2 separate regions of the Homo sapiens genome follow, and region 2 is linked to region 1. A link is a contact called in ENCODE Hi-C or POLR2A ChIA-PET data. All regions are on one chromosome and are shown on one strand. The core of a region is the stretch at or near the end of the contact, and the rest is flanking DNA. Distances in the headings are between cores, read along the strand shown.

What was found. A loop is a pair of places that touch in the nucleus more often than their neighbours do. ChIA-PET counts read pairs that join two places held with the same protein, here RNA polymerase II (POLR2A). Pooled maps may share reads with other maps.
Region 2: a loop to region 1 is called in a map of heart right ventricle, with 1.9 times the contacts of the local background. The contact joins two enhancer-like sites. A Hi-C loop is called at or near these places in 6 of 168 maps with a recorded cell type or tissue (OCI-LY7, gastrocnemius medialis, heart right ventricle and 3 more), 1 of 37 single-sample maps with no recorded cell type and 3 of 50 pooled maps. POLR2A ChIA-PET finds 5 or more read pairs at or near these places in 4 of 52 experiments (BJ, HepG2, MCF 10A and 1 more).

The regions. Positions count from the first base shown.
Region 1 is chr2:238,385,448-238,392,486 of GRCh38, reverse strand. All of the region lies in intron 15 of TRAF3IP1 (TRAF3 interacting protein 1), which reads right to left. Among named protein-coding and RNA genes, the nearest start is that of ASB1, 38 kb to the left of the region's middle. Within about 2 kb of position 2,451, at least 13 of the 41 ENCODE cell types and tissues checked have a DNase peak (open chromatin) inside an H3K27ac peak, as active enhancers do; they include gastrocnemius medialis, where a contact is called at or near this core.
Region 2 is chr2:238,435,994-238,443,032 of GRCh38, reverse strand. ASB1 (ankyrin repeat and SOCS box containing 1) reads right to left here. Exons shown (of 5, transcript NM_001040445.3): 3 at 7,020-7,039. Among named protein-coding and RNA genes, the nearest start is that of ASB1, 13 kb to the right of the region's middle. RefSeq lists enhancers at 1,596-2,095, 2,096-2,597, 2,810-4,009. Within about 2 kb of position 3,497, at least 15 of the 41 ENCODE cell types and tissues checked have a DNase peak (open chromatin) inside an H3K27ac peak, as active enhancers do; they include gastrocnemius medialis, where a contact is called at or near this core.

The DNA of each region.
Region 1 (7,039 bases), core at 1,202-3,701:
AGGATTCCTTTTACACAAGATTCTGGAAAGACAAAGTTACAGAAATGGAGAACTGATGGTGGTAGCTGGGGGTGAAGGAAGAGTTCGAGGTGGGGGAAGAGGGTGTGGCTATAAAAAGGCAACAAGAGGGATCTTTGAGGTGATACAAATGTTCTGGATCCTGTTTCATTGTCAATATCCTGGTTGACAATGTACTATGGTTCTGTAAGATGTTATCACTGGGGGAAAGTGGGCAAAAGGCATACAGTATATCTCTATTATTTCTTTTTCTACTATTTTTTCTTTACAGGGTTTCACTGTGTTGCCCAGGCTGAACGCAAACTCCTGGGCTCAAGCGATTCTCCTGCCTCAGCCTGCCAAAGTAGCTGGGGCTACAGGCACGTGCCACCACACCTGGGCGTCTATTATTTCTTATAACTGGATATGAATCTATGGTTATATCAAACGTTTAATTTCTAAAAGGCTATATAAAATGCCTTTAAATTAAGACGCTAAATGACTGAAATGAATTCAATAAAATAAGCTACTTCCCAAGAGAAAAATATATTGTCTTTATTATACACAAATTAGTAAATGTCTCATTGACTTAGTTAAGAAATTCAAACTTCTATTAAAACCCATTCATAATGACTATCAAGTAATTCCTGTGCATTTGGCATCGTGTTAACTCTAATATAAAAATGTTTAGGGCATGGACCTTAAGGTAGGAGACTAATATAAACAAATATCTTACAAAATTGGAGAGTTACAATGTAGAAAAAGACACTAAGAGGTAATCTGGCCAAACTCCTCATATTTCTATTGCACAGGACCAAGCAGAATTTGGAACACTAATCTTAAAGCTTATAATTTATGTTTAAGAGATTAAGACTTTAAAATAAGTACACTTGGGCTGGGATTGTGATAGTCAGGACAGGTTTTATTATTAGCATAAAGGCACTGGAATACATTGCTGCAAAACACCAACACTCTGGCAATTTTCAAGCTTTCATTTAACACAGCAGGGGCAGCGTGAACGCATCAAGCCGTGATTATTTGCTTTAAAAAGCACACCTCTCTGATGACAGACCTCGAGTTATATGTTGCTCATGTAGATATATCAACAATTTTCCAGATAAAAACAACCTTGTTTTTAAAGACTTTTAATCCAATAGTAGTTTGAGGATCTATTACCCCCACACAGGAATTAGATGACTGCCCCTGCTGTGTTAATTATTGAAAATCTGTCATGGCTGGGTGTGTTGGCTCATGCCGGTAATCCCAGCAATTTGGGAGGCTGAGGTGGGCAGATCACTTGAGGCCAGAAATTTGAGACCAGCCTGGCCAACATGGTGAAACCCTGCCTCTACAAAAAAAATACAAAAATTACCAAGGCGTGGTGGTGCACACCTGTAGTCCCAGCTCCTCAGGAGGCTAAGCAGGGAGGATTGCCTGAGCCCAGGAGGAGAAGGTTGCAGTGAGCCAAGACTGTGCCACTGTACTCCAGCCTGGGCAACAGAGCGAAACCCTTTTTTCTCAAAAAAGAAAAAAGAAAAGAAAAGGAAAGGAAATCTGTCATTACACAAAATATGACCTAAAACCACCTAGACCATAGGAGGATTCGGGGGCAGCAGGACCCGCAGTCAGTGCCTTGTGGTTCCAGGGGCTGGTACAACCCAGCCTCACCACCTCCTAACTTTATGACCTTGGAATGACCTCTCTGTACCTCAGCTTCCTCACAAGAAAATGGAAATAATAATATTTATCCTTCAGGTAACATTAAATGGGATAATATAAAGTAAGCAGTTCAGTGCCTCACACATAGTAAACCCTCAAGTAGATGTTAACCATTATCGTAAATTTATTCCCCAGAAAGAAGCAAGTTGCAAGTGCCCCCAGGACAAGGCATGGGTGCTTTTTCCTGTGCACTGATACAGTTATTTTACCTCCTGTCAACTTGTTGGCTATGAAACATTCTTAGCCAGGCATGTTTGGAATACTTTAGCGCACAGTGAAAAAAGTATTTATAGATATTATCAGCACCACCTAACAAGCTGTCATGTCCAGGCAAGTTCTTTCATTAAAATGTAATTTACCTTCCTCATCGACACACTTCCTTCTCCATCTCCATTTTAAGAATATAAATAACCCACAGCTATGAAATTCATCTCAAAGCTCTTTTCTCCGCTGAAAGGTTGGTGATCCTGAGCTCAGAGGAAGTCTGCTGTGAACATCGCAGAACCACCCACGGCACCTTTTTGTGGCACCCTCACCATGGATCCAGTGTCTAAAGGCAGTTTCTCCAAGTTAGGCAAACAGAGAGGTGGCAGCCCACGTGTGTTTCAAGGGGACACAAAGTCACCCCTCTTGTCCCCTCCTGCCTCCTACCTGGCTGGCCTCCCTTTTCCTGCGGGCTAAAGACTGTTTACTCAGCTGCCTTCTGGCAGGAAGGCCTCTGGCAAGGCAGCTCAGCGTTGGGCCACTTCATGTGCTCACGTGCGCACACACTTTTCAGAAAATGCTTCCAAGATTTCTCAAGCGAACAGTTATTTCTGGGACTATTTTATTTGCATTTTACCACACACACACTTGTCCTCAGAAACATGGGCATTTGCACTTCTAGTGATTTTTAAATTTATAGTTATTGATTATAAGTCATATAAATACACATTATTGACCTTAGAGATTTATTTGAATTTCAACTGCAATCCTTCAAGAGAATTATTACTATTATTATTATTATTATTATTATTATTATTTGAGATGGAGTCTCACTCTGTCACCCAGGCTGGAGTACAGTGGTGCAATCTCAGCTCATTGCAACCTCCACCTCCCAGGTTCAAGAGATTCTTCTGCCTCAGCCTCCCAAGTAGTTGAGATTACAGGTGCCTGCTACCACATCTGGCTAATTTCTGTATTTTTAGTAGAGATGGGGTTTCACCATGTTGGTCAGGCTGGTCTTGAACTCCTGACCTCAAGTGATCTACCCACCTTGGCCTCCCAAAGTGCTGGGATTACAGATGTGAGCCACTGCACCCGGCCAAAAGTATTATTTTTAAAATATCTTAAAATAAAATTTAAAAAATGAAGATGGAAATAATAGACACTGAGTACTCCAAAATGCGGGAGGGTTGGGAGGGGGAGGGTTGAAAAATTACCCACTGGGTGCAACATTCACTACTGGGTGATGGGTACACGAGAAGCCAAGTCCCTACCCATTAACAAGCATGCCCATGTACCCCCAAATCTAAAACAAAATAAAATGTAAAAAAAAATGTCTCAGAAGTCTGGTCTTTAATGCTGCCAGAAGTCCCTCTCGGAAGCAGGATCCAGGGCACATGGGAATGGAGGCCTCTGACCGCTGCCCTGCCCCGCTGCTGGATGTGACTGCTCAGCCACACTCCTGAGCAGAGCTCTACCCGACATTAAGCAAACCCAATAAACAAAAGCCTGATTAATTGTAGGGTGGGGAGGTGGGCAATAAATCAAAAGAGTATGTATTTGCTTCAAATAACATACTCTCTCATGACCTCAGGAATTGATTTATATGCAACCTGTCAAAAGTTTGTTTTCTAGGCTGGGCGCAGTGGCTCACGCTGTAATGCCAGCACTTTGGAAGGCCAAGGCGGGCAGATGGCTTGAGCCCAGGAGTTTGAAACCAGCCTGGACAACGTGGTGAAACTCCATCTCTATAAAAAATTATCCAGGCATAGTGGTGCATGTTTGTGGTCCTGGCTACCTAGGAGGCTGAGGTGGGAAGATTGCTTGAGCCCAGGATGCAGAGGTTACAGTGAGCCAAGATGATGCCCTTGAGCCCAGGAGGTCGAGGATGTAGTGAGCTGAGATCACGCCATTGCACTCCAGCCTGGGCAACAGAGCAGGACTCTGTCTCAAAAAAAAAAAAAAAAAAAAAAGTTGTGTTCTTCATAAACAGAGGAATACCTGCATTCAATTTACAAAAGAAAAGCACAGAATGACTGAATAATTATTCTAAGTGTCCTGTTCATCCAGAAATATTCCATCACCAAACTTCTTCATAAACCATATGTTCATCTCGAATGTAGGTCAAGTTGGATCCCTTGAACACACAAGCAAAACAGCCTGCAAACACATCCTTTTTTTTTTTTTTTTTTGAGACAGGGTCTCCCTCTGTCCCTCAGGCTGGAGTGCAGTGGCGCGATCTCAGCTCACTGCAACTTCCGCCTCCCCAGTTCAAGTGATTCTCCTGCCTCAGCCTCCCGAGTAGCTGGGATTATAGGCACGCATCATCACGCCAGGCTAATTTTTGTATTTTTTGTAGAGACGTGGTTTCACCATGTTGACCAGGCTAGTCTTGAACTCCTGACCTCAAGTGATCCACCCACCTTGGCCCCCACAAAGTGTTGGGATAACAGGCATAAGCCACCGGACCCGACTAATTTTTTGAGACAGAGTCTTGTTCTGTCACCCAGGCTGGAATGCAGTGGTGCAATCACAGCTCACTGCAGCCTTGGACTTCTAAGCTTAATAATCCTTCCATCTCAGCCTCCCAAGTAGCTGGGATACAGGTGTGCACCACCATGCCTGGCTAATTTTTTTAATTTTTTACTTTTGCAGAAACAAGGTCTTGCTATGTTGCCCAGGCTGGTCTTGAACTCCTGGCCTCAAGTGATCCTCCTCTTTAGATCTCAAAGCATTGGGATTACAGGCATGAGCCATCATGCCCAGCCTCAAAATTATGTTTAAGAATCAACCATGTTACATGTATTTTGTTCATTTGCGTTTCTGAATAGTGTTTTATTATATGAATGAAATACCACTATTCATCCATTCTGCCACTGACGGACAACATTTGGGTTATTTTTTTTGTCTAGGGCTATTACAAAAAAATACAACTCTGAATAATCTTATATATGTCCCAATAGAGATGAGCACGTGACTGTCGGGTATGCAACAGGAAGTGGCATTACTGGGTCAAAGGGTGTGTGTTCTCAACTTTATGATGTAATGCCAAACCGTTTTCATATAGTTTTAGAAATTTACATCAACTATTTTTCATTAATCACTATCTTATTTCTAGGCTATAAAGGAAGCTTTAGCTCTACTCCCATGCCATTTCTACAATCTGACAACTGAAGATAATAACTACTGAACTGTTATCTGGCAGCAGCTAGAAAACTGCTACTCCAAGTCAGGAATAGGCTGTTAAAAGGAGCCTTCCAAATAACAGACCGCTGCTCATTAGACGAATTACTTACATCTACTTACACATGGGTGGTAAGCCTTTAGCATGGATGTATGAGAAGCTGGACAGGATGAGGGCTAACTGCCCAGACCGGGGCCCAACAGATCTGGGGTAGCTCCTACCTTTGGGACTTACTGTCTGTATCATCTTGGACTAGGTAACTTTTGTGCCTCATTTTCCTAACCTAGCAAATGGGTGTAACGCCTGTCTCATCTGTAGGTGACTGTATTAAATAAAACATGCAATTCCTTAGTCATGGTAAGTGCTCTATAAATGTTAGCTGTTAGAATAATTATATTGTCTATAATGAATAATTATTAATGGTAAATTTCTATAGGAGAAAAAATGCATACAGAGCAAAATATCATTAAATGTTAGCTACTTTTACAGATAAACGTGAATGGCCTTGGAAGATGAATGAGAAACCCTCTTAGAATTATGTGTTAAGCCAGCGTAAGTGAGCTTGGCATGAGCCCCAATGGGTCACTGTGGTCAAGGCAAAAGATCAGAACACAAAACAGAGAAATCTTCAAACTGGCCTTTCTGATGGACCTTAAAATGGTCTGAAAATTGATTTTATGAGTTGGGTTATTCTTGTCATACCCAACTAAACCAGAGATAGGGTTGAGGGGAAAAAGCACTCAGGGCATCTGCTTCAAGAGTTAAATTTTGGCCGGGCTCAGTGGCTCACGCTTGTAATCCCAGCACTTTAGGAGGCCCAGGTGGGCAGATCACCTGAGGTCAGGAGTTCAAGACCAGCCTGGTCAACATGGTGAAACCCCGTCTCTACTAAAAATACAAAAATTAGCCAGGCATGGTGGCGCACACCTGTAGTCCCAGCTACTTGGGAGGCTGAGGCAGGAGAATCGCTTGAACCTGGGAGGCGGAGGTTGCAGTGAGCCAAAATCACACCACTGCACGCTAGCCTGGGAGACAGAGTGAGACTCTGTCACAAAAATAAAAATAAAAAAATGTTTAAGAGTTATATTTTTCAGAAGCCCAGTTGCTGACACAGCCTGCTGTAACTCTAAGACCAGTTTTACCTAGAAGCCACTGAAACAACCCTCTGTGACTCTAAGACCGGCTTTACCTACCACTGTCACTCACCAATCCCAGCTTGCCAGCTCCCCAAAACTTTTCTAGTGCCAATGAGTTTTCTTCCAAGACAATACGTAACCTTTCTCTTTCTGATAAAACTCCCAACCTGCTCTGTTCTTCAGACATACCGAAGACCATCTGGTCTGCATGTATACCCCAAATTGTAATTCTTTCTTCCCGAATAAAATGTTTTAAATTTCAAGATTTGTCTCTATATTTTATTTGACTTCGACAAGGGAAATATTTATTGAAATCACCTGTTCACTGAAGGGTGACAGACTATCCCACCCAAAAATATGCTACTTTGGCAGGAGCATTATTTTGAGCTAAAGGCACTTAAAAAACAGCGGTGCAAGAAGGCCAGTCTGACTTCCCCCTTTCTTCTTAAAAGCAGGTGATGAAACTCCCATGTAGGAGATGCCCTCCTTGCACCAAAAGGAAAGAAACATTCTCATCACCAGAGGTGGGTTTGAGGCCAAAAGAATACTGTACAAACAGACTTAGCAGTCCACGGAAAAACTGGCTTTCACGAAACCAGTCCCTGGTAGCAAAAAGGTTGGGGACCACTGTTGTAGAATATCTAAATAGGGTCATGGTACCCACCCTTGTTCCTGACTGTAGTAGAAATATCTCCAGCCACTCACTATTACATACGATGTTGACTGTTGACACAGGTGTTTTCTCTCTCTCATGAAAAAGAAGTAGTTTTCTATTCCTAGTTCATTACAGGTTTTCAGT
Region 2 (7,039 bases), core at 2,248-4,747, 50 kb before region 1:
AGTTCATCTGTAAGATGAAAGAATATGAAAAAGACAAGCAAGAAGGGGGTGGTGGGAGGTAGCCACACCATAAGTGAAGTTTATTATAAAGGCTAAAAATAAAACTGTGGCACTGGTATGTGAACAAAATTGACAGAATGATGGAACTTTACAGAAAATCTTGAAATGGGCCAAATTGCACATAGAAATTTCATATATGATAAAGGCAGTATCTCAAACAAGGGAGGGTGTAGATGTTTTACTAAGTGTTTTTTGGGGTAACTGGACATCCATATGGAAAAAGGTAAAAGTATATCCATTCACCATAGCATATACTGGAATAAATTCCAAACTGACCATAACTTAAAACGTAAAATATGAAACCATGCAAAAACTAGAAAAAAACCTCTAAGTAAAATTTGCCTAATTCTGACACAAAATCCACAAATAAAATGTTTTTAACATGAAAATTTTTAAAAGAAAAACTCTTGCATAGCATAAGCATGACAAAACAACGTAAGTAAAAGTAAAACAAGCAATGAAAAATTGGGGGAAAAGGTTACAAAGGGTTAATACCCTTAACGTATAAAGAGCTTCTAGAAGAAAAAGATCAATAGCCCTACAGAAAAATTAGAGAGATGGGGCGGGGCGTGGTGGCTCATGCCTGTAATCCCAGCACTTTAGGAGGCCAAGGCAGGTGGATCATCTGAGGTCAGGAGTTCAAGACCAGCCTGGCCAACATGACGAAACCCCATCTCTACTAAAAACACAAAAATTAGCCGGGTGTGGGTGTGCCTGTCATCCCAGCTACTCGGGAGGCTGAGGCAGAATTGCTTCAACCCGGGAGGCGGAGGTTGCAGTGAGCTGAGATGGTACTGCACTCCAGCCTGGGCAACAGAGCGAGACTTCATCTCAAAAAAAAAAAAAAAAAATTTAGAGAGATGGACAGCTACAAATGGCTCTTAGCCACATGAAAACACACTCAGCCTCACTCGGAACAGAAATGCAAATTAAAACTATTCTGAGATATCACTTCTCACCTATCAGATTGGGAAAAATCCAAAAATTTATTGACCAGGCTTTTAGGAAACAGGAAATCTCATTCATTGTTTGAGCAATGAAAAGTGAACTTTCCCCCTGTGGAGTGGGCAATCTGTCAATCGCTAGCAAAATTACATATGCATTTACCCTTTGACCCATCAATCACACTGCTCGGGATCTATTTCCAAAATACATCTGCAAAACTATGGAAAGATGTATGCACAAGGCAATTCATTAAAGCACCATCCCTAACAGCTGGAGACAGTAAACCACCCACGTGTCCACTAACGGGACTGGCTGAATGAACTGCAGCTCATCTGCACAACGCCACGCTGTGCAGCTCTGAAAAGGAGTGAGGGGGTCGCTGTACACTGCTCCGGAGCAGCCTCCGAGCACAGGAAGAGGGAGGGAAAGCAGCACAGTGAAAGTGTACAGTCCACTACTGTTTCTGTGGGGGAGGAGGTTGCAGTGTGCTTATGGTAAACCATGGAACTTTTTAAATGGTTATCTACTGGGGAGGGAGAGAACAGGATCAAGGAGACAAGGATACAAGCTAGATTTCCAAAAATTTATACCTTGGCCAAGCGCGGTGGCTCATGCCTGTAATCCCAGCGCTTCAGGAGGCCAAGGCAGGCAGATCACTTGAGGCCAGGAGTTCGAGACCAGCCTGACCAACGTGGCAAAACCCCGTCTCTACTAAAAATACAAAAATTAACTAAGTGTGGTGGCGGGCACCTGTAATCTCAGCTACTCAGGAGACTGAAGCAGGAGAATTGCTTGAACCCAGGGGGCAGAGGTTGCAGTAAGCTGAGATCATGCCACTTCTCTAGCCTGGGCAACAGAGCGAGACTCCATCTCAAAAAAAAAAAAAAAAATTGAAAGCAAAAAGAAACGCATGAACTCAATCAGGTATCCAGCTGGCGCCATGATGCGCTGCCCACTAGGACATCTTTCTTTTCAGGCACACTAAACATCCAGACTCCCATGATTAGCACAGACCACTCCCAGCGTCACGTTCACCTGGAAGGCCCCAGGCCAGGACGCACAGCTTGTCGGCAGGGCAGCGTCACACAGCTCTCCACGTGGGCATGTACACAGCCATGAGTGAGGTAACCCCTAGGCCGCCCCTCCTAATCCCCAGTGACAGCCCGATGGGAGGAAACAAATCTCACATAGGGCAGGTGTAGGAGCCACCTGACTTAGAAGCCTCATTCTCCACCAAAGCCAATCTCTAAATGACTCCATTTACTTTACTTGTCCTTGTCACTGTACTCAGAGATGACCAAATATACGGCTCTCTATCAGACGTTTAGGGTTCTTCCAGGGCAAGTGCAAACTACCAATCATTTTCACTCTGAACAGGGATCAGTCAATGAGGGGGCCCTGGCTCAGAGTCAGAGTCCTGACAAGGTGAGAAGGCCACCTGGCATGAGAGGTGAGAGCCCAAACAGGTCAGGAGCCATGTATGGGAAGAGGCAGCAAAAGGGGGGCTGGCTGGTGCCACACAGGGGACAACAGGACAACACAGGCAGTATGTGGAGGGCAGGGGAACTGGGTTTCTCACTGGTGAAAGGAGAATAGTAAACGCGAAAGGCAGAAAACTAGGATGAACCTTGTGGCATGAGCCTGGATTAAAGGTAGCCAGGTGAACTCCTGTCCATGTATATAAAGAAATATAAACAGAAATGTGGAATGTACATACAACCTTAGCTTGGTCCAATAGGAGGGCATGAAAACAGTGATACCCCAAAAGCAATAGGCACTCCTAGTGTCCAAATATAGGGTTCTGCACACCATTCTTCACTAAAAGAAACCAGGACTCCTAGGAGAAATGACTTATTCCAGGACTGAGGCAGTCAAAGTGCAAGATGAGCCGAGAATATCTTGTTACAGGAGAAAGTGAGGAGCTGCTCACAGAATGACTAAGGTCATGTTAAAAGGACAGAGATGGCTTGAAGCAGCTCTCAGTAGACAAACTGAGACAATACGAATATCAAAATAAGTAACAATAATAATGAATTATAACTCATTGGATAATATCAGAAACCATGAGTCTATACTAACAAATTAATAAATGAACAAATTAAAAATCTGAGATGAACAGGACATATACATGGTTGTAAAGCACCTCTCCTCAAAATACTACTTACAGAGAGAAAAGGAATAGCTTTACGGGAGCGAAACATGGCAGGCACCACCTTAATCAAATAACGGAAGTGAGTATCGGCAGTAATGGACACACTGCGATCACACGCAGCCTGATAAGAGGGGAATGCGAACACAACCTCCCTTTGCGATTCCTGCCCAAAACGCATGACATGACTCTAATCTGAGTCAACATTAGAGTTGGCACCTGTTTTCTTGAGCTTTCATCAGCCCACACAGTCCCACAATGTCTCACAAGATTCGTCACCACCAAAGTATTTCATTTGTAATAGGAAAGGACAATATGTGGGGAGCAGCGATGACGGGACCAGAACACGCAGGGTGCAGGGAGGACAGAACTGCGTCACCTTCCATGCCGCAATCACAGCGCTCGCCAACAGGTAAGGCCAGCAGCCACGCTTTCTAACCGTCTCCTCAGCACCATCCTGAGTGTCCAGAGAAACGCTCCCCTGGAACCAAAACTGCTGCTTTCAGGAAGCACAGGCCTGAGGACCAGCACACGGACCAACACGCTCACATGACAACGAGGCTTCCACTACAAACACAAACACCACCCACTCTCCAACCAACACACTCACATGACAATGAAGCTTCCACTACAAACACAAACACCACCCACTCTCAAAGACATTCTAGGAGTGACAGGGGAAGTATTCTAAAACACACAGAGCCAACAAGAAATTGATATTTCATTTCATACACCCAACCAATTAAGCAAAGGAAAACTAGATCTCAAGCAGTGATGGTTTTTTTCTGCTTATTCTTAGGGAAAATCTTCCAAAACGTTTGTAATTTTGGGCAATATGACAATCTGGTATTAGCTGAGCTGTGGGAAAGATAGCCCTTCATCCACTCATAAAAATATACTGGATGAGATCCAGTTAATTTTAATCCTGAATATTTTCCAAATTCCTCTATTGCTTTTAATATCACTGGCAAGGAAGCACTGGGAGAACTCAATAAATCAATATAACTTTTGCACATACAGAAATACCACTCTGTACCTTTTTTCTAAAATATGGGCAATACATATCAAGTGAATTTACAAATAACAAAATGGAGGTGACTTACAGAGGGACAGAAAATTGCAACAGTGAAAGATGAGAGCCCTAAGGGGGAACTGGCACAGGGAAGGCAGAAGCTAAGTTATTTCCAGAAAACATCACTGTTCAGTAACTTAACCGTATCACTCTACTATCCAAGTGTCAATTATCTTAGAATTTAGAATATAGAAAACTTTTTAATAGAATAATATATGTTCTTGGTACCACCTTGTGAAAGTAATGTCCCGTGCTCCAGTGAGGGAGTAAGATGTCTTAGTAACGTTTTCGCAAGAAGGGCATCTGTGGCCGGGCGCGGTGGCTCACGCCCGTAATCCCAGCACTTTGGGAGGCCGAGGCGGGCGGATCACAAGGTCAGGAGATCAAGACCATCCTGGCTAACATGGTGAAACCCTGTCTCAACTAAAAATACAAAAAAAATAGCCGGGCATGGTGGTGGGTGCCTGTAGTCCCAGCTACTTGGGAGGCTGAGGCAGGAGAATGGTGTGAACCCTGGAGGCGGAGATTGCAGTGAACCGAGATAGCGCCACTGCACTCCAGCCTGGACGACAGGGTGAGACTCCGTCTCAAAAAAAAAAAAAAAAAATGAAGGGCATCTGTATATGTACTTCTCGGGCAGCCTGCAGGTAACTCAAAGCAGTTGTGCATCATGAATTGACTGAAATACCCAAAGGGCTTTCTGGAACCAACATGGAATTTCACTGATTGATCCTACTCAAAAGCATTTCCAAATTAATAGCTTACATTCTCCAAGGTGCAAAGACAAGGGACTGAAGTAGCTTAGATAATCAGGTTAGAAATCCTTAAAAAGAGGGAAAAAGCCTTGCAGCTTTATCACCCTCTAACATAACAACCTTACCACTCTCATTTCTTTAGCCTCCCAAAAGCCAATTGTGTAGCTATTTAATTTATAAAACCCTTCAACAGGAAAAACATATTCTCAGTACCTAATTTAAAGACCATATTCTGTGCTGGGTAAAGGGAATCCCAGGTCCCTGCTCATCAGAGCCACCCTGGCTGCAGCCTATAACAACAGAACCCTTACCTAATCCTTTTCAATACAGAAAAATTTCCCTGAGAACCAGCTACCTAAACTGCACCCTGTCCAAATGCAGAGCAATTTGGTCTCCAGAGTAAAAGAGGGAAAAAAGCATCTTTGCTGGAAAGAAGTCACTAGAAACATGAAAAATAAAAACAATCTGGTTGAAAAAGAAAAAAAAAAAGGCAACCGTTAGTATGATTAAAATAAGACTGTAGGCCAGGCACTGTGGCTCACGCCTGTAATACCAGCACTTTGGGAGGCCGAGGCGGGCGGATCACGAGGTCAGAAGATCGAGACCATCCTGGCTGACATGGTGAAACCCCATCTCTACCAAAAATACAAAAATTAGCTGGCCATGGTGGTGGGCACCTGTAGTCCCAGCTACTCAGGAGGCTAAGGAAGGAGAACTGCTTGAACCCAGGAGGCGGAGGTTGCAGTGAGCCAAGATCGCGCCACTGCACTCCAGCCTGGGCAACACTGCAAGACTCTGTCTCAAAAAAAATAAAATAAAATAAGACTGTAAACCTAGTATAATGGAAGAGGAAAGAAAAAAACAACATATAAGAAGAAAAGATATCAAATGGAAACAGTTACAAAACAGAAAGATAACAGAAACAGACCCCAACATCAGCTATAGCAATAATGTTCACTGTATTAAAAAGCAAAAACTCCTAGACAAATGGTTCTACACAAGCACAAACAGAACTACTGAAACTCCCTAGGGTTAAAACTAAATATTACATAATGCCATGTAAATGGGCCTTAAATAAAACTAATAGTACTCTTGTTTTGATAGAGCATAATATGTAAGCAGGAACTTTTATGAGTTCAATTAGCATCAAAATTTTCAAAGCAAAACCTATTCAAAGTACAAGGGGAAAAAATGGCAAAATCAAAAATGTGATCAGAGACTAACAGAATTCTTTAAATTTCTGGCAGATCCAATGACAAAAATGTAAAAAAAAAAAAGAGAGAGAGAGTGCTAACCTAACAAAGTATAATATGTAAACAAAACACCCATGGTCATGTACTTGTTTCAAGCATTCACAACAATGTAGTCTGACATTAAAAAATAAGAAGAAGCCAGCATTGTGGTGCACACCTGTAGTGTCAGCTACTAAGGAGGCTAAGGCAGGAGGGTCACTTGAGCCCAGGAGTTTGAGGCTGCAGTGAGCTATGATCACGCCACAGCACTCAAGCCTGGGCAACAAAGTAAGACCCCACCTCAAAAACTAAACAAAAATAATAATAATAATAATTTTTTTACGTCAAAGAATCCCCAAAATGAAAACTATCTGGTCCATATTATCTGAGCATAATACAACAAAAAGCATTATTAAAACCTTATCTTCCATAACTCTAAGAACAAAGAGGAAATCAACTTCAATTAGAGCTATTTAAATAATAAGGAAAAAGCCTAGAGAGGATGGTCAAAACTATAGTAAAAGGTAAATTAACGTTGCAAGTTTGCATTCTTAAGAAAAAATGAATAAGCAGTCAACTCAAAAGGGAAAAAAAACTAAAAATTAGAAAAAGATAAAAGTAAATATAAAGGAACAGGTAAGCCAAAAAACAAAGAGACCTGATAAAGCCAAGAGGCAGCTCTTTACAAAGGCCAGCAAAACAGGCGAGTCATCTAAAGAGCCGAATTCTAAAGACAGAAAAACTGCAAAATACAGAGAAGAAAAATAAAGTGGCTGCAGGAGCCAGGCGAGCTCCACAGTACTGGCCTGATGAGGGCCTTCAGGAT